Regions from separate parts of the Homo sapiens genome. Here region 1 is linked to region 2. A link is a loop called in an ENCODE intact Hi-C map of the cell type or tissue named here. Cell type or tissue: mammary epithelial cell. All regions are shown on one strand. Links, peaks and the distances in the headings refer to the core of each region. The heading gives the core; the rest is flanking DNA. Region 1 holds the start of LOC105373074 (a long non-coding RNA gene). Region 2 holds the start of CDPF1 (cysteine rich DPF motif domain containing 1).

Region 1 (15,824 bases), core at 4,616-12,615, 71 kb after region 2:
TTTCCGGGCTAAAGTCCTCCCATTGGCACCAAAGGTCCCAGGTCTCCCTCGACCCGGGCTCCAGTTCCACAGGCAAGGGAGACAGAAAATCTGCCATCTCCAATCCCGGACGAGCCCCCAGAAAATGTAGTGGGAAATCAGAGAACTGGAGCGATTGATGGGGTTCAGGAGGATTTATTTAAGGTGTACACTGGCTCAGTGGACTTGCATCCAGAAAGTCAGAGCACCAAACAAAGAAGGCAAGTACCTTTTACGCATCTTGAGGCAGGAAATATGTGAGGCAGGAAGCAGGCATACAGAAGTGAGAATAAAGGCCGTTATCATCTTGTGATATTCTTGTGACATGCCTTACATCTTAAGAAAAACATGTTTTGCAGCTTAAGCTTATCTGCCTTGTGAACTTGCAGCTGTGCAGGGAAAACAGGAATTTACAGAACTTACAAAATACATGGAGGCTAGATAAGATTAATGTTTCACACAAGGAAAATTAATATTCTTTCTTAACTCTAACTTCAGTGGGGGAGTGGTTACTTAAAGCCTTTCAGTCTGGGCCTAAACAGCATTTTTATTAAAGAAACTATCATTATTTCTATTATTATTACTGCTATTGTTACCTTTATTATTATTTTTCTAATTCATTGGGAGGCAGAGGTTGCAGTGAGCTGAGATCGCGCCACTGTACTCCAGCCTGGGAGAGCAAGACTCCATCTCAAAAAAAAAAAAAAGCAACTGCCAACCTGTTTTTCAATGTGTTTGTATCATTTTACCTTCCTGTCAGCAAAGATGAGAGTTCTAGTTCCTGCACATCATGGCTAATGTTTGGTATGGTCAACCTTTCTAATTTTGGCCATTCAAATGGGCATGTAGTGGTATCATACCACCACTGTGTAAGTTGTAGAACATTAGCATGGGGACTGTAGGTTTCATCTGCATTGCTCTGATGACTGATAACATTGAGAATTTTTCACATGCTTACTTGCTATTCATCTATCTTCTTTGACAATGTGTTTGTTCAGATCTCTTGCCCATTTTTAAAACTGGGTTATTTTCTTCTAGGTGAGTTTTGAGAATTTTTTCTGTCTTCCAGCTACAATACCTTTATCAGGCAAATGCTTTTCGAATATTTCTTCCCAATGTGTAACTTGTGTTTTCATTCTCCTAAAACTGTCTTTTGAACAGTAAAAGTTTCATTTTGATGAAGTTCAATTTATTGATTTTTTTCTTTCATAGATTGTGTTCTCGGTGTCATATCTATGAAATCTTTGCCTAGACCAAGGTCACAAAGATTTTTCTCCTGTGTTTTCTTCTAGAAGTTTTATAGTTTTAAATTTTACCTTCAGATCTCTGATCTATTTTGAGTTAATTTTTGTGTATGGCATGAGGCATGGGTCAAAGTTCATTTTGGGCATATGGATAACCATTGCACCAGCACCATTTATTGAAAAGACTGTCCTTTCTCTACCAAATTGCCTTTGCACCTCTGTCAAAATCCAGTTGTTTTTTTAAGTTAGAAATGAATGTGGGATTTAATCAACTGCTTTTCTGCATCTACTAAGATGATCACATGGTTTTTCTTTTTCATCCTGTTAATACGATGAGTTACATTAATTTTTGATTATCAAGCCATTTGGCATTTCCTGGGATGAATCCTACTGGTTATGATGTAATATTTGCTATACTTTGAATGTATCCCCCAAATTTCATGTGCTGGAAACTTAGTTTCCAAATTCATATGTTGATAGCATTTGAAGGTAGCCTTTGGGAGGTAATTAGGATTATAAGATCATCAGGGTGGGGCCCCCATGATAGGACTGGTGACTTTATAAGAAGAGGAAGAGAGCCCTGAGCTGACAGGCTCTTTGCCTTGCTTCATGTCACGATCCAGCAGGAAGGCCCTCACCGGATGCCAGCACCATGCTCTTGGACTCACTGGGTACATACCTGAGATTCCAATCTATCTCACTGTGTATACATCTGAGATTCTGATCTGCTTCACTGTGTACACATCTGAGATTCTGATCTATCTCACTGTGTATACACCCGAGATTCTGATCTATCTCATTGGTACACACCTGATGTTCTGATATGGTTTCTTGTCTTTATGCCCAAGATTCTGATATACCTCCCTCTCCTAACAAACACTCACATCCCTGCACTGTTCCTGGCCCTGCGTGAGTATCAGGCACCATTCCTGGCTGGCACAAGTACTGGGCACTGTTCCTTCTAATCCTCTCAGATGGTTCTTTTCCTGGCCTCAAGTAGTTTTGCTCATATGGATGCACCAAGAAGTACTTTGGTAGATCTCTGGAGTCCCTCTGTATATGGCTTGCACCTCTCATACTTTGCTTTGGATAATCTATACACCATGGTCTCCCTGGACTCTCAGCTCTATTTTGTCAACTGAGGAAGTCTGCCAAGATCTGCCTCAGTTTCCCCTCTCCCTGCACTGCAACCTGGAAACTCTCTCAAGCCACACCTCTCACCTTGTCTTACAACCATCAGTGCCCTTCACTGCCTGATGTCCAGCATCTTGAAGAACATTGTTTCATGTATTTGTATGGAGGTTTTGTTATCTCAGATGAGAAGGTAAGTCAGTCCCTGTTATTCTATCCTGGAAAATGGAGTCTGTAATTTCTATAGGCATAATAATTTGGTTACAAGGCCACAGCCAGTATATTTCTTAATTGTTTAAAACTCATGTCACCTTCTGACAGATAGAAATATTTCATGTTTTCCTTTAATATTGTTTTAAATTTCAAAGTAGATAAACTGTTAGACTACACTTTTGAAATCTACCCCCTCCTTACGAGTCCTAAAATGCCTCTTTGGGTAGGTGCCTGAGGTTCTGATATAGTTCCTTGGCTATATGCTCTAGACTGATAGACCTCCTTAGATCTATACCCCAAATTCTGCTATACCTCCCTGGGTATAAACCTGAGATCCTGATATAAATCCTTAGCTAGATACTTAAAGCCTCAAGATATGCCTTCTTGAGTATATACCTGAGACTCTGCTATACCTCTTTGGGTAAATACCCAAGATTCTGATATATCTCACTGGTTACACACCTGAGGTTCTCATCTGTCTCACTGGGTACACACCTGAGGTTCTGACCTGTCTCACTGGCTACACGCCTGAGGTTCTGACCTGTCTCAACAGGTACACGCTTGAGGTTCTGACCTGTCTCACCGGGTACACGCCTGAGGTTCTGATCTGTCTCATCGGGTACATGCCTGAGGTTCTGATCTATCTCATTGGCATACACCTGAGGTTCTGACATGGCTCCTTAGTTTATGCCCAAGATTCTGATATACCTCTCTCTCTTCACAAAAACTCAAATCCCTGCTGCAACTCAATACTGGGATGCATTCCAAAATTTAGACTACATAAGACTGTTTGAAGTTCACTTTGAATCCTGGAGGATATGATACTATCGATTTTTTTTTTTTTTTTTTTGAGATGGAGTCTTGTTCTGTTGCCCAGGCTGGAGTGCAGTGGCACGGTCTCAGCTCACTGCAACCTCTGCCTCCTGGATTCAAGCATTCTCCTGCCTCAGCCTCTGAGACTATCAAATTTTTATACCAAATATTGTCATCAGTCCTGACATAGACATAATGTTGGGATTAATTAATGCTCAATAAAATAGTAAAGGAAGAACACTAGTAGGCTATTAAACAGATTATTTTTATTTTATTTTATTTTATTTTTTGAGACAGGGTCTCACTTTGTTGCCCAGGCTGGAGTGCAGTGGCGTGATCTTGGCTCACTGCAAGCTCTGCCTCCTGTGTTCACGCCATTCTCCTGCCTCAGCCTCCTGAGTAGCTGGGACTACAGGCGCCTGCCACCATGCCCGGCTAATTTTTTTGTATTTGTAGTAGAGACAGGGTTTCACTGTGTTAGCCAGGATGGTCTCAATCTCCTAACCTCGTGATCTGCCCGCCTTGGCCCCCCAAAGTCCTGGGATTACAGGCGTGAGCCACTGCGCCCGGCCAACAGATTCTTTTTAAAAGTGCTCAAAGGATCACCTAATGATAACAGAATTCATCCACCAGGAAGACACGATGCTCCTAAACGTGTATGTACCTCTTATCTATGAAGCAGGAAGCACGTCCTCACATGACACTGAATCTGCTGGCACTTTGATCTTGAACTTCCCAGCCTCCAGAACTGTGAGAGAAAAATTTCTGTTGTTTATAAATCACCCAGTTTACGGTATTTTGTTATAGCAGCTTGAATGGACTAAGACACCATTCAACAACACTAGAATATACTTTTTTCCCTAAAAGCCCATGGAACATTCACCTAGACAGACCATGTCTTTGACCATTAAACAAACCTCAACAAATTTAAAAGAATTGAAGCCATACAGAGTATATAATCTAATAACAATGAACTTAAACTATAATAACAGAAAAACAATAAAAAGAAAGTACTGATACGGAGTCTCACTCTGTGGCCCAGGCTGGAGTGCAGTGGCATGATCTTGGCTCATTGTAACCTCCGCCTCCTGGGTTCAAGTGATTCTCCTGCCTCAGCCTCCAAAGTAGCTGGGATTGCAGGCACATGCCAGCATGCTTGGCTAATTTTTGTATTTTTAGTAGAGATGGGGTTTTGCCATGTTGGCCAGGCTGGTCTCAAACTGCTGACCTCTGGTGATCCGCCCGCCTTCGCCTCCCAAAGTGCTGAGATTACAGGCATGAGCCACTGAGCGTAGCCCTGTAATTTACATTTCTACCTATCTATCTGTCCGTCCGTCCATCCATCCATCCACCTACCTATGAATGACAGGGTCTTGCTATGTTGCCCAGGCTGGAGTACAGTGGCACAATTTCGGCTCCTTGCAACCTCTGCCTCCTAGGATCAAGCAGTCCTCCTACCTCAGCCTTCCAAGTGTTAGGATTACAGGTGTGAGCCACCGTGCCTGGCTAGAACTGTTTAAAACAAACCAGAAAACCAAGAAACCTGTACACAAATGTTCACAGCAGCTTTATTCATAATAACTCCAAGCTGGAAACAACCTAGATGTCCTCCAATGGGTGAATAGTTAAACCATGGTTCCTCCATACCATGGAAATTACTCAGCAATAAAAAGGAATAAACTGTTGATGCACCAACAAGCTGGATGAGTCTCATGAGAATTACCCTGAGTCTCAAACGGTTATATGCCATATGATTCATTATGTGACATTCTTTTTTTTTTTTTTTTAAGATGGAGTCTCGCTTTGTCACCCAGTCTGGAGTGCAGTGGTGTGATTTCAGCTCACTACAAGCTCCGTCTCCCGGGTCCACACCATTCTCCTGCCTCAGCCTCCCGAGTAGCTGGGACTACAGGCGCCCGCCACCACGCTTGGCTAATTTTTTGTATTTTTTAGTAGAGATGGGGTTTCACCATGTTAGCCAGGATGGTCTCGATCTCCTGACCTCGTGATCCGCCTGCCTCGGCCTCCCAAAGTGCTGGGATTACAGGCGTGAGCCACCGCGCCCGGCCTATGTGACATTCATAAAATGACAGAAATGGGCAACAGATTAATGACTGGCAAAATTAAAAAAGGGATGGGAAGGTAGGAGAGAAGTGGGTTTGGCTATAAAAGGCACCATGACCACTGATTGGTGATGGAAACATTATGTATCTTGATGGTATCAATGTCAGTATCCTGACTGTGATATCGTCCTCTCACTTTGCAAGATGTTACCCTTGGGGAAAACTGGAAAGAGTGCTGGGGATCTCTGTATTATTTCCTAAAACTGCACGTGAGGCCAAGGCGGGCAGATCACTTGAAGTCAGGAATCTGAGACCAGCCTGGCCAACAAGGTGAAACCCCATCTCTACTAAAAATATAAAAACGAGCCAGGTGTGGTGCACGCCTATGAACCCAGCTACTCAGGAGGCTGAGGCAGGAGAATCACTTGAATCCAGGAGACAGAGGTTGCAGTCACCTGAGATTGCACCAGTACACTCCAGCCTGGGTGACAGAATGAGACTCTGTCTCAAAAAAAAAAAAGTAAAAAAAACTACAATTATCCAAAAAATGTTTTAAGTTAATTTTTAAAAGTACTAAAAGGGAGGAAAATTAGGAGTGATTTTTTGTTTGATTGTTTTTTTGATACAGGGTCTTGCTCTGTTGCCCAGGCTAGAGTGCTTTAGTGTGATCATGGTTCACTGCAGCCTCGAACTCCCAGGCTCAAGCAATCCTCCTACCTCAGCCTCCTGAGTAGCTAGGACTACAGGCACGAACCATGATGCCTGGATAATTTTTTAAATTTTTGTAGAGACAGGGTCTCACTATGTTTCCCAGGCTGTTCTCAAACTCCTGAGCTCAGGTGATCCTCCCACCTCGGCTTCCCAAAGTGCTGGGATTACAGGAGTGAGTTACTATGTCTGGCCAACAGTGGTATTTTAAGAACAGGTGATCTGTTCTTCAGGTTTTCTGCTCTGCAGCTTTCAGAATCCAGACATGGTAAACATAGCTAGGATATATAACATAGAAACTGTCTCTTTTATTTATTTGCTTGCCTTTTAACTTTTTATTTGGAAGTACTTTCACTTATAGAAAAGTTGCACCCCCAAAACAGAGTAAAGAACATCCTAACTTTACCCATATTCACTGGTAGTTACCAACTTAACCATCTGCTTTATCATAATTTCCTTCCTTCCTTCCTTCCTTCCTTCTTTCTTTCTTTCTCTCTCTCTTTCTTTCTCCCTCTCTCTCTCTCTCTCTCTCTCTCTCTTTCTTCCTTCTTTCAAGACAGAGTCTTGCTCTGTTGCCAGGCTGCAGTGCAGTGGTGCAATCTCGGCTCACTGTAACCTCTGCCTCCTGGGTTCAAGCAATTCTCCTGCCTCAGCCTCCCGAGTAGCTGGGACTACAGACGTGCACCACCACGCCCAGCTAATTCTTTGTATTTTAGTAGAGAGGGTCTCGATCTCCTGACCTCACAATCCACCCACCTCGGCCTCCCAAAGTGCTGGGATTACAGGCATGAGCCACTGCACCTAGCCCATAATTTCTTTCTTTATAGGTATGTATGTATATATGTGTATGTGTGTGTGTATTTGAGGGTGAGTTGCATGCCTCATGGCCCTTTCTCCTAAATACTAAACTACACGTTTGCTAAGAATGGCAGTGTGCTCCTACACACCACAGAACACTTCGCTTCTGTTAATTTAACAGATACAGTTCAATCTATGATTCGTATTCAAATTTTGTTAATTGACCCAATAATGTCCTTGATAGCATTTTTCCTCCTTCAGTACTGGATGCTGTTCAGAGTCAGGTATTACATTTTATTGTCTTCTCTCTTTTAATCTGAAACATTTCCGCAGCTTTTCTTTGTCTTTTATGATACTGACATTTTTAAGGAATACCATTTCCAAGCTTTCTTCTTCCCCTTGGCAAACAGAATGTAGCAGCTGCCTTAGTACTGACTTATAGTAACTTATATTGTGACAGATATCTGCATAGAAGAATCCACAGTTAATAAGAACCTCTAACTCGAGGTATATCCCATGTCCCATCCTGAAGCTGGGTGCTTAAATAGGCTCCCAGCCTCTCTAACAACTTGTACGCCCTTCATTTTGCCAGCTTGCCAACTGGAAATGTGTCCAAGGCTTTCTTATTTGGAACTAGAGGTTCCCAGAGCTACATTCCTATTCAACACAACAAATAAAAGAAAACTAAAAACATAACTGTTTTGTAAATCCCCAAATAAGAGAGTGAAAAGAACAGCCACAACATCTACCCGATAGCATGACTTTAAGCAACTCAACATAATTCAAACATTTAGCAAACATCGGTTAACAATAAACCAAGTACCTTCTGCAAGAGCTGGTTGCAGGACAAATCCTTTTCTAAAGGGACAAAGATGAATGCAACTTAAAGTGACAAGAACACTAAGGGAGCAGAAGCAAGCCATTTAAGGGTAAAAATGGAATTTTCTGCTATAAAGTAAAGCTCTGCATAAAAATAAGACAGAACAGGAAATCTAGTAAGGGTTTATTCATAAGACCCCATGCTGAGGATTTCAAGGAGACAGTCACGTTTCTGGGTAACTGACTATGGGATTGTCCCTCATGGGGCCAAGTAACCTGTCAAAGCAACGAGGCTTCCTACTCAACAAGCCCTGTGGCCACCCTGCCAGCTGGAGGCTCTATCTGAAGCCTGGAAACAGCTGTCAACATGCCTTGAATCCAACAGGTCCCGATGTGACCTCGGTCTTTTACCTCCGCACAAAGTTACGGCTTATGGCTGTTTGGACAGTCTGGTTTGTCGATCGTTTGGTCGGAAAGTCTGTTTTTTTCTTTTTTGAGATGGGGCCTTGCTCTCTCACCGAGGCTGCAATGCAGTGGCACGATCTCAGCTCACAGCAACATCCACCTCCCAGGTTCAAGTGATTCTCCTGTCTCAGCCTCCTGAGTAGCTGGAACTATAGTCACACGCCACCATGCCTGGCTAATTTTTGCATTTTCAGTTTCACCATGTTGGCTAGGCTGGTCTCCAACTCCTGACTTCAGGTGATCCACCTACCTCGGCCTCCCAAAATGCTGGGATTACAGGCGTGAGCCACTGCCCGGCCCAATGCTGTTTTTTTTTTTTTTTTTTTTTTAATTACTTGCATTCATCCTGTGGTTTCCATCCCAGCTCATGGCATCCTGCCCAGGGTATCACTAACTCCCTCCTCACTTCCTGCCACAGCCTCTTCCCTCTCCCTTTTCTAAGGTTCTCACACACGGCTGCCAGGTTCCTCACCTGAAGGAGAACCCTGATCACCTCCTGGGGATGGGCTCTTCTCGAGCATGGCTTCCAAGTACCCAGATTCACAGGTAGGGAAACCGACCAGGGACAGGTATCACCCAAGGCGACACGGCTGCTCAGTGGCTGGGCTGGAGCTAAGGTCAAGGTCTTCCTACACCCAACGCGGTGGAGCCTTTCCCACTTAGCCACCTTGCTTGGCCGGGCCCCACCCCTTCAGGCCCCTCTGCAAACCTCAGAACCACCTATAGCTTCTGCCCGGGCCCTGCAAGCTGCCCAAGGGGGCTTTTTAGCAGCTAGATCAGAGCATATCCAGTCCCCTAAGAAGCCCTCGCTGGTCCCCATCCCATGGCCTTTCACACACAACACAAACCAGAGTCCTCACAACGGCCCCGACCTCCACGAGACTGGTCCTGCCTCTCCCCTGGGACCTCCTGACCTCTTTCTCCTCCTCCTCCTCTCCAGGACACTGCTCGAGTCACACTTCCTGGCTGTTCCTCTCATGAGCCCACCCTGCTGCCCTCCCTGTCAGGATGCTCCCATCCTGATGTCTGCTCCACCTGCTCTCACCTGCTTCCAGCCCTTCCTCAGATGCTAGGTCCTGGTCACCACCTCAGGGAAGCCAAACTGGACCAGCTTCCTGGTGCCCTCACCCCTTCTGGCACCCTTGACCCACTCACCTGTCCTGGGCTTGCTCCTCCTACTGTACCTGAAGGCGGCTAAGTCACCAGGCCAGCTGCTCCATCACTCCACTCATGACCTGTCTGTCCCTGCCAGAGGATCAGCTCTCATAGACGAGGGTGTCATGGGTTTTGTTCACTTACGTATCTTAGAACAATGCCTGGTACAGAGAAGGAGCTCAAATATCTGGTGGAGTTTGAACTAGAATGCACGAATCTTCTCTTCATGTCCCCTAGCAAGCCTTGAACTCTGGCCAAAATAGATGACTCGGCATCTGCCAGCCCCACCCCAGGCTTCCTGGACTCTGTACTTTTTTTTTTTCTTTTTTTATGAGACAGAGTCTTGCTCTGTTGCCCAGGCTGGAGTGCAGTGGCGCAGTCTTGGCTCACTGCGATCTCTGCCTCCTGGGCTCAAGCAATTCTCCTGCCTCAGCCTCCCAAGTAGCTGGGATTACAGGTACCTGCCATTGTGCCTGGCTAATTTTTGTATTTTTAGTAGAGAGAGGGTTTTGCCATGTTGACCAGGCTGGTCTCGAACTCCTGACCTCAGGTGATCTGCTGTCTCGGCCTCCCAAAGTGCTGGGATTACAGGCGTGAACCACTGCACCCAGCCCTGGCCTCTGTACTTTATCCTACTTCTTTCTGCCAGGAATGCATCCCATTCTACACATTTGGGGGGCAGTACAGATGCCTTTCCTCTCCAAAGTGCTCAGGATCCCTCCAGGGGAAGGACTTTGTCCCTCCTCTGAATCACGACAACTCTCATTGTGGGTATTGATGTATGCCTTTTCTGCTCAACTGACCTGTAACTCTTGGAGGAAGAATTCTTGTCTGTCATCTTCCTCTCCTACACCAGGCAGACGTTCAATAAAAATTTACAGAATGAGTCTGACATTGGTGCTAAATTCTGAACATTGTTCCCTGTCTTACAAAAACTCAAATCAGGACCGGTGCAGTGGCTCACACCTGTAATCCCAGCACTTTGGGAGGCTGAGACAGGCTGATCCCTTGAGTCCAGGAGTTTGAGACCAGCCTGGGTGATATGACAAAACCCCGTCCCTACAAAAAAAAAAAAAAAAAAAAAAAAAAATTAGCTGGGTGTGGTGGTACACACCTGTGGTCCCAGCTACTTAGGAGGCTGAGGTGGGTGGATCACTTGAGGCCAGGAGTGAGCCAAGATCACACCACTGCACTCCAGCCTGGGTGACAGAGTAAGACCGTGTCTCAACAAAACAAAACAAACAACTCCCACCCCCCTGCCACCAAAAACACACTTACATCATTTTAAGTAATGGACCTATGAAAAAGAGCCTGTATACAGTACAAGTATTTAAAGGACAAGACTGGTTGCAGAACAAATGTTTTTCTAAAAAAAAAAAACAAAGATGAATGCAACTTAAAGTGACAAGAATGCTAATGGAACAGAAGCCAGCTGTTTAAGAGGAAAACTGAATTTTCTTGTTAAAAAGTAAAGTTCCTGAAGTGCATCCCATGACAGCCTGGGAGGGAGTGCATTGAACAGTTTTCAGGCCATTTGAACTGTCTATAGTCAGCTCTGTAAAGTCCACATCATTCAAGTAAACGTAGTCAGGATGCCTACATGTGCTTGGTGTCAGATGTCAGTATCCCTTGTGTGACACATGAGGCTTTTCTTAAGATGACTGACACCTTCCTAATACTGAGCTGTCCCTTCCATGAACATAGTATATCCATCTATTTATTTGGGCTATATTTAAGCTCTCTTAATAACATAATCAGTTTTCTGAGTAGAGATCTTATATATCTTTTTCAGATTTATTCCTAGATATAGATACACTATAAAAGTAACTTTTAATTAATAAACTTTCTTATTTAGAGAAGTTTTGGGCTTACAGAAAAATTGAGTGGAAAGTACAGAGAGGTCTCATATACCACCTCACTCCCACCACAGTTTCCCTGTTATTAACATCTTGCATTGGTGGCCGGGCGTGATGGCTCATGCCTGTAATCCCAGCACTTTGGGAGGCCGAGGCGGGCAGATCACGACAGCAGGAGATCAAGACCATCCTGGCTAGCATGGTGAAACCCCGTCTCTACTAAAAATACAAAAAATTAGCCGGGCGTGGTGGCGGGCGCCTGTAGTCCCAGCTACTCCGGAGGCTGAAGCAGGAGATTGGCGTGAACCCGGGAGGCGGAGCTTGCAGTGAGCCGAGATTGCGCCACTGCACCCCCTCCGTCACAAAACAAACAAACAACAAACAAACATCTTGCATTGGTGAGGTACATTTGTTGCCACTGATGAGCCAATGTTGACATATTATTGCTAACTGAAGCCCACAGTTTTCATTTTCACTCTTTGTGTTGTACATTTTATGGGTATTGACAAATGCCTAATAACATGTATTCATCGTTACGGTACCATACAGAATAGTTTCACTGCCCTAAACATGCCCTGTGTTCCACCTATTCATTCCTCTTTCCCTCCCCATGAGCCCCTGGCAACCACTGGCGCATCTTTTTACTGTCTTCATAGTTTTGCCTTTCCCATAATGTGTAGCCTTGGAAGCAGACAGTATATAGCTTTTTCACTTTGAGTTCTTTCAGGTATACAATATTTTCGATAATAATGTAAGTGGTATTATTTGCCAAAATGTTTTCCAAAGTGGCTATCATTTTACATTCCCATCAGCAGTGTATGAGAGTTCTTATTCCACATTCTTACGCATACTTGGTCAGACTGCTTAATTACAGCCACTCTTGTGGGTGTGTAGTGATATCTTTCTACGAAGAGAGATGTCTATGAACTTGCATTTCCCTAGTGACTAATGAGGGAAAGGCACATGAACATCTTTTCATGTGCTTGCTTACCATCCATTCAAATGACATGCCCATTGTTGAAGAGTTAGTTCATCTTTCACCCATTTTTAATTGGGTTGTTTGACATCTTATTGAATTACAATAGTTCTTTATATAATCCATATCCAAGTCCTTTGTCAGATATATGTTTTGTAAATATTTTCTCTAAGTCTATGGCTTGACTTTTCATTTTATTAAGTGTTTTCTGATGAGTAAAAGTTTCTAATTTTGAGGATGACTAATTTATTAATTTTTTCTTTTATAGTTTATGCTTTCTTCTTTTTTTTTTTTTTTTTTTTTTTTTTTGAGATGGAGTCTCGCTCTGTTGTCCAGGCTGGAGTGCAGTGGTACGATCTTGGCTCACTGCAAGCTCCGCCTCCCAGGTTCACGCCATTCTCCTGCCTCAGCCTCCCGAGTAGCTAGGACTACAGGCGCCTACCACCACGTCCGGCTAATTTTTTGTATTTTTAGTAGAGATGGGGTTTCACCGTGTTAGCCAGGATGGTCTTCATCTCCTGCCCTTGTGATCCACCTGCTTCAGCCTCCCAAAGTGCTGGGATTACAGGCGTGAGCCACTGCGCCCGGTCGCTTTCTTCTTTAAGAGACTGAGTCTTAGTCTTACTCTGTGGCCCAGGCTGGAGTGCAGTGGCATGGTCATAATTCACTGCAAGCTTCAACTCCTGGGCTCAAGTGATCCTCCTGCCTCAGCTTCGTGAGTAGCTAGGACTACAGACATGTGCCACTGTGCCTGGCACAGGCTTTTTATTTTTTTTTTTTGGTAAAGACCCACTCTTGTTATGTTGCCCAGGCTGCTCTCGGACTCCTGGCCTCAAGCTATCCTCTCACCTCGGTCCCCCAAAGCATTGGAATGACAGGTGTAAGCCAGCATACCTGGCCTAGTTAATGCTTTTTAAATCATGTTCAAGGAATCTTTGCCAAACCCCAAATCACTAGAATTTTCTCATATGTTTTCTTCTGAAGGTTTTATAGTTTTAACTCTTTTTTTAACACACGGTCTCTCTGTCACCCAGTCTGGAGTGCAGTGGTGCAATCATGGCTCACTGCAACCTTGACCTCTCTGGGCTCAGGTGATCCTCCCACCTCAGACTACTGTGCAGCTGGGACTACAGGTGAGTGTCATCATGCTCAACTAATTTTTTCATTTTTTTGTAGAGACGGTGTTTCGCTATGTTGCCCAGGATGGTCTTGTAACTCCTGGGGCCAAGTGATCCACCCGCCTTGGCCTCTCAAAGTGCAAGATGACAGGCATGAGCCACTGTACCTGGATGGTTTTAACTCTTACAATTAGATCTATGACCCATTTCAATAATAATTATATGACATAACAGTATCATATAATATATATTACATAATATAATATGTAACATGATATATACTATTATTACATAATAGTATAATATAATGATAATAATTATGAGTTTGTAGTGCTGTGAGCTGAAGGTTGAGGTTCTTTTGCATATGGCTATCCAGTTGTTCCGGTATCATTTGTTGAAAAGATTATCTTTTCCCCACTTAAATGACTTGGCACTTTGCTGAAAATCAATTGACCATATATGTGTGGATCTATTTCTGGACTTGCTATTCTGTTCCATTCATCTAATGGTCTATTTTCATATCAATACCATACTGTCTTGATTACTGTAGCTTTATAATAATTCTTGAAATCATGTAGTCTAAGTCCTTCAACTGTGTTGTTCTTTTTCAAAGTTATTTTAGCAACTCTGGGTTCCTTGCATTTCCATATAAACTTTAGAATCAGGTTATCAAATTCTACAAGTAGGCATGCTGAGGTCTGATTCCGATTGCTTTGAATCTGTAGATCATTTTGGGAAAAGTCGCCATCCTAAGATACTGAGTCTTCTGATTCAAGAGCATGTTATAACTTGCCATTTATTTAGGTCTTTTAAAATTTCTCTCAGCAGTGTTTTGTAGATTACAGTGTACAGGCCTCGCGCATTTTATCTCTGAGCATTTCATAATTTTCATGCTTGATTACTGTTTTTTGTTTTTTTTTTTTTGAGATGGTAGTCTTGCTCTGTCACCCAGGCTAGAGTGCAGTGGCATGATCTCGGCTCACTGCAAGCTCTGCCTCCTGGGTTCAAGCAATTCTCCTGCCTCAGCCTCCCCAGTAACTGGGATTACAGGCGCCTGCCACCACATCCAGCTAATTTTTGTATTTTTAGTAGAGATGGGGTTTCACCATGTTGGCCAGGCTGGTCTCAAACTCCTGACCCCAAATGATCCACCTGCCTCAGCCTCCCAAAGTGCTGGGATTACAGGCATGAGCCACCACACCTGGCCTGATGTATCCACTTTTACAAAATGCCATGTGGGTTTATCACTGAGAGACAAAGAGTAGACAAAACCATATGCTTTGCAGTCTGTGCATGAAACTGACCGACAGATGCTCAGGGACCAATCACAGACTGACTTTGAGAGAAGTGACGCAATTGGCCAGTGATCATCATGCACATCTGTTATCTATACTGTGATTTGTAGGCTGGAGAACTGGCGGCAGAGCTTGTACTTTATACAGCACTCACAGTGTATATACCATGGGAGCTGGGATCTGATCTGTATTGTTGGGAGACCACTATAATTTAACTAAGCAGTGATAATTAATATTTTATTTTTAAAAATAGAGATGGGGTTCTATGTTGCCCAGGCCGGTCTCCAACTCCCAGACTCAAGCAATTCACCCGCCTTGGCCTCCCAAAGCGCTGGGATTACATGCATGAGCCACTGCAGCTGGCCACTGACTGAAATTTATGCATAAGGGAACTGTGCAAAGGGAGGAAAGCCTGCATTTGAAAAATTGTCCTTAAAAATAATTAGAGGCCTAGGATGAGGCTCTGTTCCTCCAGAAGGATATTCACTTGCTTCTGCCAGGCATTTGAGGTCCTTGCAATCTGAGATCACCTTAATCCAGTCTCAAGGACTGGGCGTAGCTAGAACTGGACTTCAGTCCTCGATTACGCTGATCCGTTTCCAGGTCACCTGTACTCCTGGGATGGAGCTTTTTTGGGTCCCAATCCAAAGTTTGGGATGTTTACCAGGGTCTTCCCTTCTAGCCCCTCAAAAGTGCCACTCAGGCTCTTAACTGCTTCTTTCATAAATTGGCCAACACCCCAGGGACACAATGGCCCCAAACATCAAGTTTCCATCTTCTCCAGACCATGGCCTGGCAGTTCTTCACTATCTTGTAAACTCTCCAATTCCTCCACATATGTTTAAAGATTCTGTCCACCTTTGCCAGTTAACTTCCAAACTACTGAGCCACTGTCAGAAATGCAGTTCCCTGGCTGGGCGCGGTGGCTCACACCTGTAATCCCAGCACTTTGGGAGGCCAAGGGCAGGCGGATCACCTGCGGTCAGGAGTTTGAGGCCAGCCTGGCTGACATGGCCAAATCCCATCTCTACTAAAAATACAAAAATTAGCCAGGTGTGGTGGCAGGCGCCTGTAGTCCCAGCTCCTCGGGAGGCTGATATGGGAGAATCACTTATACCCCGGAGGCAGAGGTTGCAGTGAGCCGAGATCATG
Region 2 (14,006 bases), core at 4,916-12,915:
AACGAATTATGAATAAATTCTTAAAGCGTTATATGTAGAACTGAATCATGACTGTTGATATCATGTTTAAACAGTGTAGAAAGGGTGCATATGAAAAATTATGATTGCAGAAAATATTACACAATATTTTCATTATATAAAATAATGTTATTATTTCACCATTATCATCGTTTCTTACATTTAGATCCATACAGGATTTCTTACGTTTTTCTTTTACGTTGTTGGGGTATTACCAAGAAAACTGAAAACTGCGGTAGATTACTCACTTTGTTTGAATCTCTCTCTTCAGTACAATCTACACCTTGATCTACCATCGCCGGAAAATTGTCTCTATAGAAGTTAGTTTCAGAATCATTCATCCATAAATCTTTTTCTTCAGACTCCAGCAAATGCTTCTAGTTCCGATTTTCTTACATTGTACTTTAATGTCATTTTAGTGCTTATTTCATATGCAGTTGCTTTTTGGAAACCATTTTCTCCTAAAACTTTATGCAATATTTTAAATCCTTTTGGATTCTTTAAAACGTTTTCTAATTGTAATAACTGGACAGCTCAAATACAAAATTAACTCTATTTTCTGCCAAAGACCACGATTTGCTCTTTGAATGCTGCCTATTATTTCACTTAACTCTTTTAACGCATCTCATGTGTTAACCTGTCTACAATAAGTCAAATTGCTTTAACAGCACTCATGGGGTTACCATCATTGTATCTGAGGGTAGCCACAGGTCAAATTCAAAATGCTTCAAGATGTTCCATCTTTAGACACCGCCAGAAACAAACAAACAACCCAGTATGTCATCTTTGAAATGATCCAACGAATCGAATGCCGTTGCTCTAAGTACAGTGGAGGTCATCGAAATCCAGCTGCTTGCTAATCGCTTGCTAATTTCTGGGGCCCCTCTTGCCCAGGTCTAAGAGTGGTTCTGGTTTCCATTAGTGCTAAAATGCCTTCTATATCCTTACTTCTCAATTCGCCAAAGGAGCAAGTCCCAGACCCCAGCCTGCTGCAACTGGGCAACATTCCTACAGATGTGGCTTGACAAACCAAGAATAAATTCTGGTCTCTCAGGAACAGAGACGAAGCACCCCTCGGCCTAGGGAAAGGTCACAGAGGGCCCCGTAACGCAACAGCATGTGAAAGGCTGCCGGCTGGTGGCACAGGCAGACCTTCTCCCGCGTGGAGCAAAACCCTCAAATCTTTGGGGGAAGGAGGGTGGCCATCCTGTCGTCCCCAAAGCACAGGTGAAGGCCCGCGGCGGCTGGGGCGAGGGACTCGAGCTGGGAGGATCGGGGCCCACAGGCAAAGCCAGGCCGGCTTCAGAGTCCGGGCCCCTGACCCCAAGGAAAGGTGCCTCTCACACACCGGAGGCTCCAGGAGTGGGGCGGGCATTTCGGGTCCAGGGCACGGCGTGTCAGAGGCCACGGGCGGGAACAGAAGGAAGCAGGTGTGGCTGGTGCCTGGGGGCGAGGGGCAGCGGAGAGGCCCGGGAGGCTAAAGGAGAACGCGGCGCAGACCCGAGGGGCGCCGCAGGCGACGTGGGCTTTGGAGGAGCAGGGACAGGTCCTGAGACCCCGTTGGGCCGACACACCCCCTCCTGCATGCGGGGGCAGACGTCCCGGTGGGGTAGACTGGCAGCCTAGTCCGCGGCGCGGGAGGGCAGGTGGGAGACTGGAGGCGCCCTCGCGCCCCTCAGCTATCCGGGAGCCTCGCGCCGGCGACCTCGACCCTGTCGAACCCGGCGGAACACTCAGAAAGAAGCTGAGCGCCTCGCAGCGGCCAGGACAGCGGGCCAGGCCCGCGCGCTCCCGCAGCGCACGGCCAGACGCGACGCCCCTCAGCACGGAACCCAGCCTCGCGGACTACCCCGAAGCTCAGAGCCACATCCCGCGCAGAGGACCGCGGCGACCGGAAAAGCAAGGCAGAGGCGGAAAACCACCGCGAGGTCCCGCCTCCCGCTCCGCGCCTGCGTCTGCGGCTGCACCGGGGTTGGCCGGGCCGCGGTGGGGCGGGGCCGCTCAGGCGCCTTGGACGCGGAGCCGTGGGACGAGGGCGGCGGTGAGTTCGAGGTGGCAGAGTGACTGGGGCGAGCGTGCTGTGGCCCTTCCCTGCGCTGCCTCAGGGTGCCTCCCGCTCGCCGGGACTGAGTTCCGCGCCGGCGTGGCCTGCTGGGTTCCAAGCGCCAGGAGTCGGCGCAGCCGCTCTCAGCTTTGGGGACGGGACCGAGAAGCGGGGTGTGGGCCTCACGGGACTGTCCCCCCTGACCTCGGGCAGCGCTGGGGCGAGAGAGGGCAGGCGGAGGCTCGCGGGGACCACCAGCATCCCCGGACCCTCTCAGCCGTCCCTGTTCACAGGCACCGCCCCCAGGAGCCTCGGCAGGGGCCTAGGACGCCCCGGCGTGCAGAAGAGAAGCGGGATCAGGTTCACGCACACCCGCGATCGATCGTAACTTTTGTTTTGAGACAGAGTCTCGCTCTGTCGCCCAGGCTGGAATGCAGTGGCGCGATCTCGGCTCACCGCAACCTCCGCCCCCCCAGCCCCCGCTCCCCAACCCCCCGCTCAAGCGATTCTCCTACCTCAGTCTCCTGAGTAGATGAGATTAGAGGCGCCCGCCCCCACGCCCGGCTAATATTTTATTTTATTTAATTTTAATTTTTATTTTTTTGAGAAGGAGTCTCGCCCTGTCGCCCAGGCTGGAGTACAGTGGCACAATCTCGGCTCACTGCAATCTCCGCCTCCTAGGTTCAAGTGATTCCCCTGCCTCAGCTTCCTAAGTAGCTGGGATTACAGGCACCCGCCACTATGCTCGGCTAATTTTTGTACTTTTAGTAGAGATGGGGTTTCGCCATGTTGGCTAGGTTGGTCTTGAACTCCTGACCTCAGGTAATCCGCCCGCCTCTGGCTACCAGAGTGCTGGGATTACAGGTATGAGCAACCACACCGGGCCAGACTTAACTTTTAAAGTCACTGGTAACCCATGCTTCCTGGAGTTGCATCTGGGGACACCCAGTGGGGAAAGCCATCGCATTTGATACGCCTTTATACACCACGCTCAGTTCAGGCGAGGGGAGGTCACAGCCAAGAGCTAGGGGCCAGCTGATAATGTCGTACTTGATTCCATAGTCAAAGAAGGAGCTGGGTAATCAGCAAAATTGTAACTTTTGATGAACCCATCAGATGGCAGCCATTTAGCCAGAAATCTAAGGAAAGAGAGGCCTCCAAGACCCAACCATGAACATGAGAAGGGGGTTCCATACAAGCAGATAAGAAAACAGTTTTTTTGTTTGTTTGTTTTTTGAGATGGAGTCTCGCTGTCTCCCAGGCTGGAGTGCAGTGACGCGATCTCGGCTCACTGCAAGCTCCGTCTCCTGGGTTCACGCCATTCTCCTGCCTCAGACTCCCATGTAGCTGAGACTATAGGCGCCCGCCACCACGCCTGGCTAATTTTTTGTATTTTTAGTAGAGGCGGGGTTTCACCATGTTAGCTAGATGGTCTCGATCTCCTGACCTCGTGATCCGCCTGCCTTGGCCTCCCAAAGTGCTGGGATTACAGGCATGAGCCACTGCGCCTGGCCAAGAAAACAGTTCTAATGTCCACACCACGTGTGGACTAATGTGAGGGCATAGAGCTTCTAGGAGCAGCAGAAACAGGAGATTTTGCACCCACTCTGGGCCCTTCTCCACCAGCGTTCACTGGGGGCTTGTGGTAAAGAATGGGGCAGAGCAGGAGACCGGAACGCTTTTACCGTGGTGCAGACCTGGAAGAAGAGATGGGTGCTCTGGCTTGATCCTGTCTGGATCCTTCTCTCTAGCAGTACAAAAACCTTAAACCATTGGAATATGGACAGCAAATCCTGTCACTCTGGGCACCGGTGAAAACCTGTTTCAGCTGGGGATAGAGAAAAGGGTACGGTAGGGAGGCAAGAAACTGTGCTAGGACTATATGGTTAGGGTCTTCATAGCTGGGAAAGGGGCAGGATTCCTGAGAAAGCCTGTGACCCAGGGACACCCCATCTCTTGATCTTGCAGATGGCGTCCCATGTAGAGTGCCGTCCTCTGGGAGTGTTTGAGTGTGAACTCTGTACCTTGACAGCTCCGTACAGCTATGTGGGACAGAAGCCCCCCAACACCCAGTCGATGGTGTGAGTGCATGCCTTTTGGGCCAGTGCCGGGGAGGCCTGTGCCCAGTGCTGGTTGGTGGGTGGTGTGCCTAGGTCTGACAACTGTCTCAGGTGTGGAGCTTTAGACCCCACCCTGGCCAGGCTCTGAATGCTTCTGGTGTAATCTCTGGAGGCCTGGGCAAGGCTTGAGGTCTGACTCTTCCAGAACCTTCCTCCACACCTAGCCCAGAGTCCAATACCTGCTCTAGCTGTGGGGGAGCAGCTCAGCAGCTGGGGGACCTGTGGTGGCCTCCCCCTTTGGGGCTGCACCCTTGCCATGACACTTTCTTAATGGGAGGCCTGTCTCCCCTGCAGACCTGGATTAGAGCCAGTGGGTCAGGGGGCTTATCTCTTGACCTCCAGCTTGTCCTTCATCAAATGCCACTTTGTTGGAAAGCTGGCCGGTGTGTTACTCACATGGGATGCAGTGGCAGGGGCATGGCTTTTTCCTTCTGGCTGTCGTCCCTCTGCTGACCAGGAGCCTGAGTGTCATCATGTCACCCTGGGGTCTCATTCTGATGTGTAGCATGAGGCCAGCTGGCTTCCAGGGGCTGTGAGGGTGTGGCTTGGGGTGTAGGGAGGCCTGGGGTATTCAGGTGGCAGCCTTGTGCCCCCACTGTGGTGAATCAGTCAGGGTCTGGGGGCCCATGTTGCAGCAGCCCTGCTTTTGGCTGAGAACAAGGGGTTCTCTCTACCATGGCTGTTACAGAGGTGAGAGCAGGTTCAATTTCAGTGCCAGTGTGGCCCCCAATTGCTGATCCTTTCTGTCACTGCCCTGCAGCACGGGTGGCCTAGTCCCCTGCCCTGATGAGCCCACGCAGGTATGCAGGCCCTGCAGAGGTGCAGGCTGCTGCTGCCTGGCCATAGGTCATGGCTGATTTTCCGACGGCAGAGATTTGGGCTGTTCTGACGCTGCATTCACTCTCCTGCAGCCTCCTGGAGGAAAGCTATGTCATGAAGGATCCCTTCACCTCCGACAAGGACAGATTCCTGGTCCTCGGCTCGTGCTGCAGTTTGTGCAGCAGGCTGGTGTGTGTGGGCCCGGTGGGTAAGCAGCGTGGGCTGGGGCCACCTGTCCTTGCTGTGGTTATCCTGGAGCTCTCCCTGGGTAGGGAGGGCTGGGAGAGAGGGAGCAGCGGGTTCACCCCATTATAGATGGGGCCCCTCAGCTGATGAAGGGGAGAGGTGAGAGGGCAAGCTAGGGTCAGTTAGAGGGTCTCAGCCTGGTGTAGGAATGGAAATAGGTAATTGGTGGCTCTGCACCCACCCCAGTGGCCCCTCAGGGTTCCTCCCCTTCCCACCAACAGTGCAGACAGTCCTTGTGCGCCCTCTCACCAGGATGGTGACTTACTTTCTAGATGTTCTTGGAGGGATCTCCAGGAGAAGGGACTGTCCTTTCATGAGCACTTGTTGTGTGCCAGGTCCTGTGCTTGGGACCTGTTTTACTGCTGAGGCTTCATTCAGTCCTGCCCCTTAGTCAGGTAAAGCAGTATTATATTCCACCCATTTTATAGATGAGGGAACTGAGCTTCAGAGAGGCTGGGTGGGCCAGGTTCACCTGGGTAGCTGTAAACCCAAGGACGGATGGAAGTGGAGCAGCATGGCTTTCACAGCGTGCCCAGTGTACTCAGAGTGACCCCAGAGTCTGAGAAGTCCCTGAGCATCTGCCACAGGTTGACACACACAAAGGGGAGCTGTATCAATAGCCAGGGGGACGAGATGGGCCAGGGTGGGAGGAGCCTCCGCAGTGTGGCATGGGAGTATCTGAGGCTCATGGAGGAGCTGGTGGTCCAGGAGAAGCTGGGAAAGGAAGACTGCAAAGGTGGGTGGGCCAGGTGGGGAGGTGGAGGTCTTGAATGCAACACCTTGGCCTTGGGCTGCTCTTCGTGAGCAGCGGGGTGGCGGGGGTGGGGGGCGCACGCAGGTACCACAAGTCTGCAGCTTTCTTTGTTTAAACAGTAGGTTGTTAGTGAGCGGATCTCCATGGCGAAGGGTCTTTTCTAAGAACTGCAGGAGGGCAGCCTTATGTTTGCGAGCACACTAAGCTTTAAGAACAGACAGACACCAAAAATAAGAGTGGCCTAAGTAAAGCAAATAGTTATTTACTTACTTTCTCCTATGTAAGAGTCCAGAACTGGTGGCCTTGGCTGGAAGGGCACCCCTGTTGTCTTCAGCAGAGTCTCTATTTGGGTCCCTTGTGGCTGTGGAGCTCCCACCATCATATTTGCATCCCAGGCAGCGGGAAGGGACGTGAGAGCACAGTCCATGCCTTCAAAGGGCATGACCAGGAGGTGGCACACACAGTTGCTGACGCCCCTAACCAGCCTGAGTCACATGGCGATGCCCAGTTACAGAGGGGGCTGGGGAATGTCATCCTTAGCCACGTGCTGTGCACCGTGATGAATCTCGGGAGTTCTAGTGTGTAAGAGAGAGGAGAGCGGACATGGCTGCACGGTTCTGGCCTCCTGCCCAGACTAGCTGGCTCGTCCATGGCGTCTTTGGTCTGTGGGGCTGTCCTTCCTGTCCCCTGCCGCTCCCAGCACCAGGTGGCCACTGTTCGTGCTGCGATAGCTGGGACGGGAGGACTCTGGGATTTTCGGGGCATGGCCTGTGCTCCAGCTTTCCATTGTTGTCACTGCCCCGTGATGGAGCAGAGCAGGCCCCAGAGTCTTTCTGTCCCATCCCAGCTGTTCCCACCCAGGGTAGCCCAGGCCTGCATTGCTTTTCTCCTGGACACCCTGCCAGGCCCTCAGGCCTGGCTCTCCCTCTTGCTGGTCTAGCTCTGGCCACCTGCCCACACTGTGCATGCTGGGGCCCCAGCCCAGCCCCCCAAGTGTGGGAAGGGCTGGCCCCTGGGAGGAGCTGCACCATGTTCCCAGGATACTCAAGCCTCCATCCTTGTCCACTTCTTTAAGGAATGCAGTTTATTCTACTCCAAGAGATTCTGCCTCCCTTGTGTCCGGGAGAACATCAATGCTTTTCCTCAGGAAATTCGGCAAGACTTGGAGAAAAGGAAAGCTCCATCAAAGAGGACCCCCAGCCAGCCCGGTTCTCGGACGTGAGTGCAACTGGGGCTAGGTCATCGGGCGGCACCCTGCACAGAGCTCCTGGGCCAGCCTGCGCCAGGGATGCTGCTGAGCTGGGAGCCGCCATGCCTGGCCTTGTTTCTGGACCACTGGGAGCAGCACTGCAGCCCAGGGGAGCTGGAGTCCAGCTTGGAGCAGCCACAGGCCCAGGGAGCTGTAGCAAGAGGGTAGTCCAAAGGCAGATGCCAGACAAGACACAGCCAGGAACCCGGCCAGGTCCCCCCACATGCCCCTCAGGGCCCAGGCCTGAGTGAGTGCTGCTCAGATGTGACTGAGAGGGATGACCTCCTTCAGCAGGGCAGCTCCTAAGAGGCTGCGTGCAGGTGCGTGTGGGGGGAGATGCCACACTGTGTCGGGGCCATGGTGCACTGTAGGTGGCTGCAATGGTCTCTCTGTAAGGAAAATCACTGACAGCAGCTCCTTCTGGACCCAGTCTGGAAGGTCTAGAGGGGGATAGAATTTTTATTTCATATCCTTATGTGGTGCTTGGAAAATGTTTTTAACCTTGACCATGTATTATGTTTATAATTAAAAACCCAAAGAACCAGCTCATGTTTGGAAAAGGAATCTTCCACTGAAACATTTGGATACCCGACGTTCTCCCTGGACACTTGGCCCGGCAATAGTTGGGGTCTCCTGGGAAGCTGAGTGCTGGCTTCTAGCCTCTCCAGTTCCCTCAGACTCTGTCTTCAGCTCGGGCCCCTCCGTTCTGTCTCCCTCGACTCCAAGTCAGGAATACCGTGGGCTTCCTGCCCTCACCCCACACCTCAAGACCATCCCACTGCTTGCCTGCTTGCCCCCTGCCATCTCGCACTCAGCCCTGGGTGCCTGTGAAGCCTGGCCCCACTGCCTGCCGGGGGTTCCTGCAGCACCCCCCTACTCCAGGCTCCCCATCTCCCTGAAGCTTCCAGGGTAGCAGCTGGTGGGACACTGATCTGTGAGCTCTGGAATGTCTGCTTAGAATTCTGAGAGGCAGGAACTGCTCTGTCTTTGTAACTACTCAAGGCCAACTGTCACATGAAGGAATGAATAAAGAGTTTTTACTGACTTGTGCACTGATGGACTTTAAGATGCTCACTGCTTTAAAAGTTCCCGTTGTATGTGACTTCAGACGAAAGGATGTCGTATTCCGGAGCCAGATTGTCCTTGATCCATTCTGTATGTTGAAGGACACAAAAGGGACTGTGCAGGTGGAGACAGCCTCCATGAGGGGCGCAGGGACTGTTCTGGCGGAGGGCGGACCCCACAGCTGGGGACTTGGTTCTTTTAGACCAAACAGTCCATCTCGCAGCATCACTCAAAACTCACCAAAAAATTTTAAAAAATAGTTTATTTTTTAAAACCATTAAGGCAAAACTGTACCCTGAAATTAACTCTGTACATTCATCAGTCTTACAGTAGGACATCCCAAACACAGAAGTTCCCATATATTCAGGATATAAATCAATACATGTGGTCAGTTCAGTCTCCTAATAGGAAAACGAAGACCCAAGATTTTTTTTTAAAATTAAGGTTATTTTATAGCCATTTTCTAATTGCCTGGAACCAATCAGTTCATGTGACTAGAAAAATTACTTTCGCTCTTCTCTGCACATCCTTGATTCCGGAGGTCCTGGATGCCCGCTCCCCCCACCAGGAGAGAGGTATGAAGTTGGAGAGAGGATGCTGGGGCCTGTGTGGCAGTTCCTACTTTGGAACTGCACCTTTTTAGCACAAATAAGAAGCTGTAAGCCCCAAAATACTGAGAGTATAAGGCACTCACTAGTAGAGCACATGTGGAGAGTCTGGGCCCAGTCCTTGCTCTGGGATCTGCCTCATTCTCGCGTGTGTTTCTGTCAACCCTCTCTCTTAGGGTTTTAGCCTAATGGCATTATGAATCCCAGAGGGTGTAACCAATATGCACCAAGAAGTTTTGCCAAGTTATTGGAAACAAGGTATGGGGAGACTCACGGGGTCTGTGGTTTCTGCTTTCTGCTTTGGGTTGGGCCACCTGGAGGATGCCAGAGAACCGGCACGTGCAAAGAATTTCCATCAGGACATTTCCAATTGCCAGCGTTCTTTGGTAATAACCCATAGGTAACAGTTCCCTGAAGAGCAGACAGCTATTTACTAAACAAGAATAGTGAAGGGTCTTTAGCGAAACACTGTTGTATGAAATCGGTGGCCTCTAATACGGAGTCTAAGGCCTCGCTGGTGGAAGTGACTAGAGATAGCCTCTCTTGTGCTCTGTGCATATACAGTGTGGTAAAGGGAACAGATTTCCACATTGAAAGTAAATTCTGCATGGCTCAGGAGAAATGAAGAGCTGTGTGTGTGTGTGTGTGTGTGTGTGTGTGCACGCACACGTGTACGCAGTGTATTTTAGATGTTTGATTTCAGCTTCCTTTGTGTTTCCAATAGGGTCAAGAGCCAGGCTTTTAAGAATATGAGTCAATTAACACTGATTTCAAAAGAATCCAAATGTTTCTTATTAAATGAGTGATTGTAAGTTAGTAAAATATTTGTATTAGGATATTTTTCAAAAAGTCAAATCACAGTATTTAAGATATAGCTATTAACGTAGTTCTTTTTACCACACAATGTAGAAAAAAGTGATATTTAACATGAACACTGTAACTTTACCAAAAAGAGTACTACATGGTCTTCATCTTTTGTGAGGTACATGAGAAAAGGAACTGACTGTGCCTTAAAAAAAGTGAAGTTGCCAAAAGTGAGTGATTTTATTGTGAAATGATCGGCCAGTCACTCGTCTCCGGGGCCTGAAGGCTGACCCTCTCTGACTTGAGGCACAGCCAAGGCCTGGGGGTCCGGGGAAGGTGCCCGACTGTGTCCCAGGGCTGCGGCATGCCCCCCCACGCCCGGTCACCACTTTTCCTAGGAGCCAGGCTGCGTGGACTGGGGGCCTGTTTGTGCACCAGTTTGCACGGCACTTTATCAATTCATTAAATGAATGGATTTTGGATGCTGGATGTGTGGGCAGAAGAGGGGCAAGAGAAGAGGTGGCAGGTAGACTCCCTCCTCCTCACATTTGACCCAACTAGCAAACTTAAAAAAAATAAAATAAAATAAAAGCTGACCCCCCTCCCCAGGTCTTAGTTTGCTATCTCTGATGTAAAAATCAATTATTTTTTCTCTCTTTTTTTTTTTTTTTTTTCAAATAATCCATCTAACAGCCATGAGACCACTCAAGTATTTGAGGTCATCAGCTGCGTCCATCAAGACATGATATTGAACATGGACACCATCTGGTCTGTTGGTCTGTTTTTGTTGGCAAAGGACTCCAAAAGGATGCAGTTGTATGTGTTTCAGCTGAACCACATACCATAGCTCCTCTCCCCTCACAAAAGGGTTTCTCTGGGGGGAGAAAAGTAACTGATTATACCTCTCATGTCTCAAACTGAAATTCTGAGAAGCAAATGGTCAGTTGAGGGCCCCATTCCAGATCTGCCGGGACGTCCTCAGATGTCCAGAGCTGGCAAAAGGTGGAGCAGGCAGCAGCCTTGGGCACCAGCCTGTCTCTTTCTGTTCTGATAAGGCCACACACATGGCTTTTTGTGATAAGCTTCCAGCCCATGCCACTGAAATAACGTTTAAGAACCTGCTGCATTTCACAGAAATAGCGTAATGGAAATCATTATGTAATTAAACAAAGCATGAAGCTCATTATCTTTTTCTTTTTAACAAAACCTTCAATTTCACATTTTAGTGTACACTGTGGTTTCCAGAGAAATATATGGATCTCCTATATTCTGAGTCAGACCAAATTTATTGCCTTTATTCTTACCCTAGTCTATGGGGTCAATAACCGTTTTCCTGAATGCTGTCAAAATGGTGCCTGAAAATATCTAAATCCCAGCAAAAACCTAGGCCTCAACTTTGGAACCCAGTCATAGATCTTTCTAGGCAGAAGGCCTCTCAGGGGAGTACATGCCCTGGGCAAAGGCCATGGACTCGGAAGCAGGAAGGTCACGGGATGATTTAATGGCATCGAATAATCCTTTGGTGAGATGGCCTTTGTTGCCCTCAGCACAGTCGAGGCAGGTTAATCATTTATTTGCCACAACCCTTCCTTGCTCTGTAAAGCTGCAGCACAACTGGGTGGTCCGTATAGCCTTTTCTGCCACAGATGTTTGTGGACATTTCACTTCCAGACTGTGACGTCTGAAGATGGGCTTGAATGACAGCAGCCATCATCGCTGCCATTAGGGAGGTGCACACAGCCCCCTTTGCTCGATGCAAATATTTGGTTGGTAAGAAATTCCAGTGCAGCTAAACAAGTCAGCTTGGACTGAGTTAAGAAAAGCTGGGCCACTTTTAACATGAGAAGAGCAGATACTTCCCCATGCTTGGCAATGCCAATGCCGTAAAAATGGGAAGTGTTGAGACAAACCTCCTGTGGACGAGAGGTTCCCGTGGACATTTTTAACAATCATGAGCCTTCAGGTGGTGGCATCAGTCTTCATGGGTGACTTCTATGGACAGCATAATTTTCTTGCCTCTCCTGAATCTATACTACTTTTCTGAATGTGAAAGAAGGTCTAAAAAGTAATCCCTCGGGATCCCTGCATCAGGCCAACCATGCTAACTGCAGAGGGTGAGGCTGGCAGTCCAGGAGATGGGAGCTGAGGACAAGGCTGCAGGCCCCTGGGTCACCTATCCTTGCACTCACCAGGTGCAAGAGTCTAGAAACAACAGGGAGGCTGCAGGAGGTGGAGAAAGTGCACCGTGCCTGGGGACCAGCGGCTAGCAACACCCAGCAGGCCCTACATCTGGAGGCTGGTGTTTTCATTTTAAAATGGAGGCTGATTTGCTGTTACCCCCTCAAACAGCTGAGGAGACCACAGGAACCTGCTTTGAAAGCTGCCCAGAGCCATGGCATCCATAGGTGGTGAGCTGTGGGCATGTTCTCCTGGTGGCATCTGCATTTTGAAAGGCCACACTGTTGAAGAGGTACCAGCTGTTGAAGGTGGCCAGCTTTCCCCAGGCCCCAGGAAGCCCCCCACCAAAGGCCAGGCTGTCGGTCAAGCCAGTCTTAGCTGGGTGCATTGGGCTTGCTGTGTTGAAGCAATGAATCTATTTTAAAACTGGAGTTCAGTGAGACATTTCAAAGACAGGTGTGGCCACTGGATCAGGACCAAAAAACCCTCCATCATGTATGCGGCTGGTAAGTAGCAGATGTGCGCAGAGATACAGTGGTTTGAAAATGGGAGTTTGAGGTGGGAAGTGCTTGGAACCAAACACAGAGAGGCCCAGGTGCAAGTTCAGAGGAGACAGACCTTAGGAAGTCGCGGTTTCATCAGGGCTTGCTTTGGTGCATCTGTTTCCATCCGCATCTGGTAGGGTCTCTCTGAGGAAGTGGCTTCCTCGTGGCCAGCAGGAAGAGGTGAAGAGGAGAGGGGGTGCTGGGGGCGGTGCGGGGAGGGGGGTTTGTCACTGCAGGCCGGGACCATCGGCCGCTTCTCCTAAGCCCAAGACGTGCCCAATGTCAGTTTCACCAAATTGGGGTAGCACCTTTTGCACGTATCTTCAAGGCTCCCTTTACACAACCGAAGTTCCTTCCAGACGTCATACGAGATGCTGCTCCCCTGTGTGTGGGCAGGCTCAGGTGTGTGCACTCAAGGAGTCTCCATCCCACCTGCCCTAACTACAGAGGCCACAGGCTGTGCGCCTCAGCTCTAGCATGGCCTTTTGCAGGGCCTGCTGAGGTATTTGTTACATGGTCCATTGCGGGGAAGTGGTGGCTAAGTTGTTGACTTCTCACGGTATAGCAAATCTCTCATTTGTACCTTGAGCTCTTGCTCGGCTCTGGGAGGCTGCCCTGTCCCTGGAACCTCCAGACAACGCTCCAGGAAGGCTGTTTCCCTGGGGGTCTAAAATGGCCCAGTGTAAGAAACGTATCAGCGCAGCAGAAGGGTGCCTTGTCTGCTCTCTAAATGCGAAACAAAACAAAACACAGCTCTTTAAAACAGGGACAGCTCTCCTGGGCATCCTTGAATGCTGAGTTCTGGGTTTCTGCCCCACTTCACGTCCATTATGTTCGTATAGCAAACACACCCGTTAGGAAGATGCTTTATACTCTTCTCATCGGAGCTGGAGGAAGGGTCAAGCGGAAACAGGCAAGCGAGGTGGGAAGAAAGGCACCAGCAGCCGTCAGCCCGTGCTCCCAGTCCCGCTCCTGCCGCTGTAACTGGAAGCATCTTGTTTTGACAATTCATCCAAACGGCCTTAGGCCCTGCACAGTTCTCCGGTCTCTGGAAGTGTGGTGGGGACGGAATCCAACATGTGGGACACCCAGCTGGAAGTGCCAGGAGGTGGGAGAGGAGGGATGCGCCGCCAGGCTCCCCTGGACAATGGAGAGGCCTGCGTCTGCTCCCGAGCCACAGCCAGCTGGCACACAAGAGGCACGTCTGGGAGGAGTCCCTCGCCGTGCCTTCACCCTGGTCAGCACGGTAGACCAAGGCTGTTAGGTCTCTGAGGACTTTGGCACTTTTTGCTATTAAAAGTTGAGAAAATGAAAAACCGTGTTTAAACAATGACTTGTTGAAGAGTGGGTAAATTTGGCGACTTCCTACATTCGCTGCCAGAGGGAGCGGGTGCCACACATGTGCTCCGACACTCCTGGAATCTGTCCTGACATCTCTTTTGTTCTTTTGGCTGATGTCTGTTGAAACCCAGCAAGCAAGAAATGCACTCTGTTAATAGTTCCCATTTGAACTGGGGCATAATCAGCCTATATTTGAGTATTGATGCCCTGAGAAA

The links. Hi-C counts contacts between places; a loop is a spot of excess contacts. Peaks named below come from ENCODE experiments on the same cell type or tissue, not always from the same donor. Only the 100,000 strongest peaks of a DNase experiment are listed, where the experiment ranks them.
Region 1: it touches region 2 in a loop (2.3-fold over the local background); 3 of 110 quality-filtered maps call a loop at or near these places.

The regions. Positions count from the first base shown.
Region 1 is chr22:46,165,096-46,180,919 of GRCh38, reverse strand. It overlaps PPARA (peroxisome proliferator activated receptor alpha), which reads right to left. Exons shown (of 9, transcript NM_005036.6): 3 at 4,084-4,167. It overlaps LOC105373074 (a long non-coding RNA gene), which reads left to right and starts at 8,692. Exons shown (of 2, transcript XR_938315.3): 1 at 8,692-8,818. In mammary epithelial cell, for the core only: no CTCF peak of the experiment used is centred there; a DNase peak (open chromatin) is centred at 8,659.
Region 2 is chr22:46,238,309-46,252,314 of GRCh38, reverse strand. It overlaps PPARA (peroxisome proliferator activated receptor alpha), which reads right to left. Exons shown (of 9, transcript NM_005036.6): 9 at 8,560-14,006. It overlaps CDPF1 (cysteine rich DPF motif domain containing 1), which reads left to right and starts at 2,022. Exons shown (of 4, transcript NM_207327.5): 1 at 2,022-2,059; 2 at 4,031-4,143; 3 at 5,094-5,205; 4 at 7,077-8,302. The coding sequence starts at 4,031. The coding sequence ends at 7,223. RefSeq lists silencers at 1,834-2,163, 2,274-2,443 and an enhancer at 1,732-2,239. In mammary epithelial cell, for the core only: no CTCF peak of the experiment used is centred there; no DNase peak of the experiment used is centred there.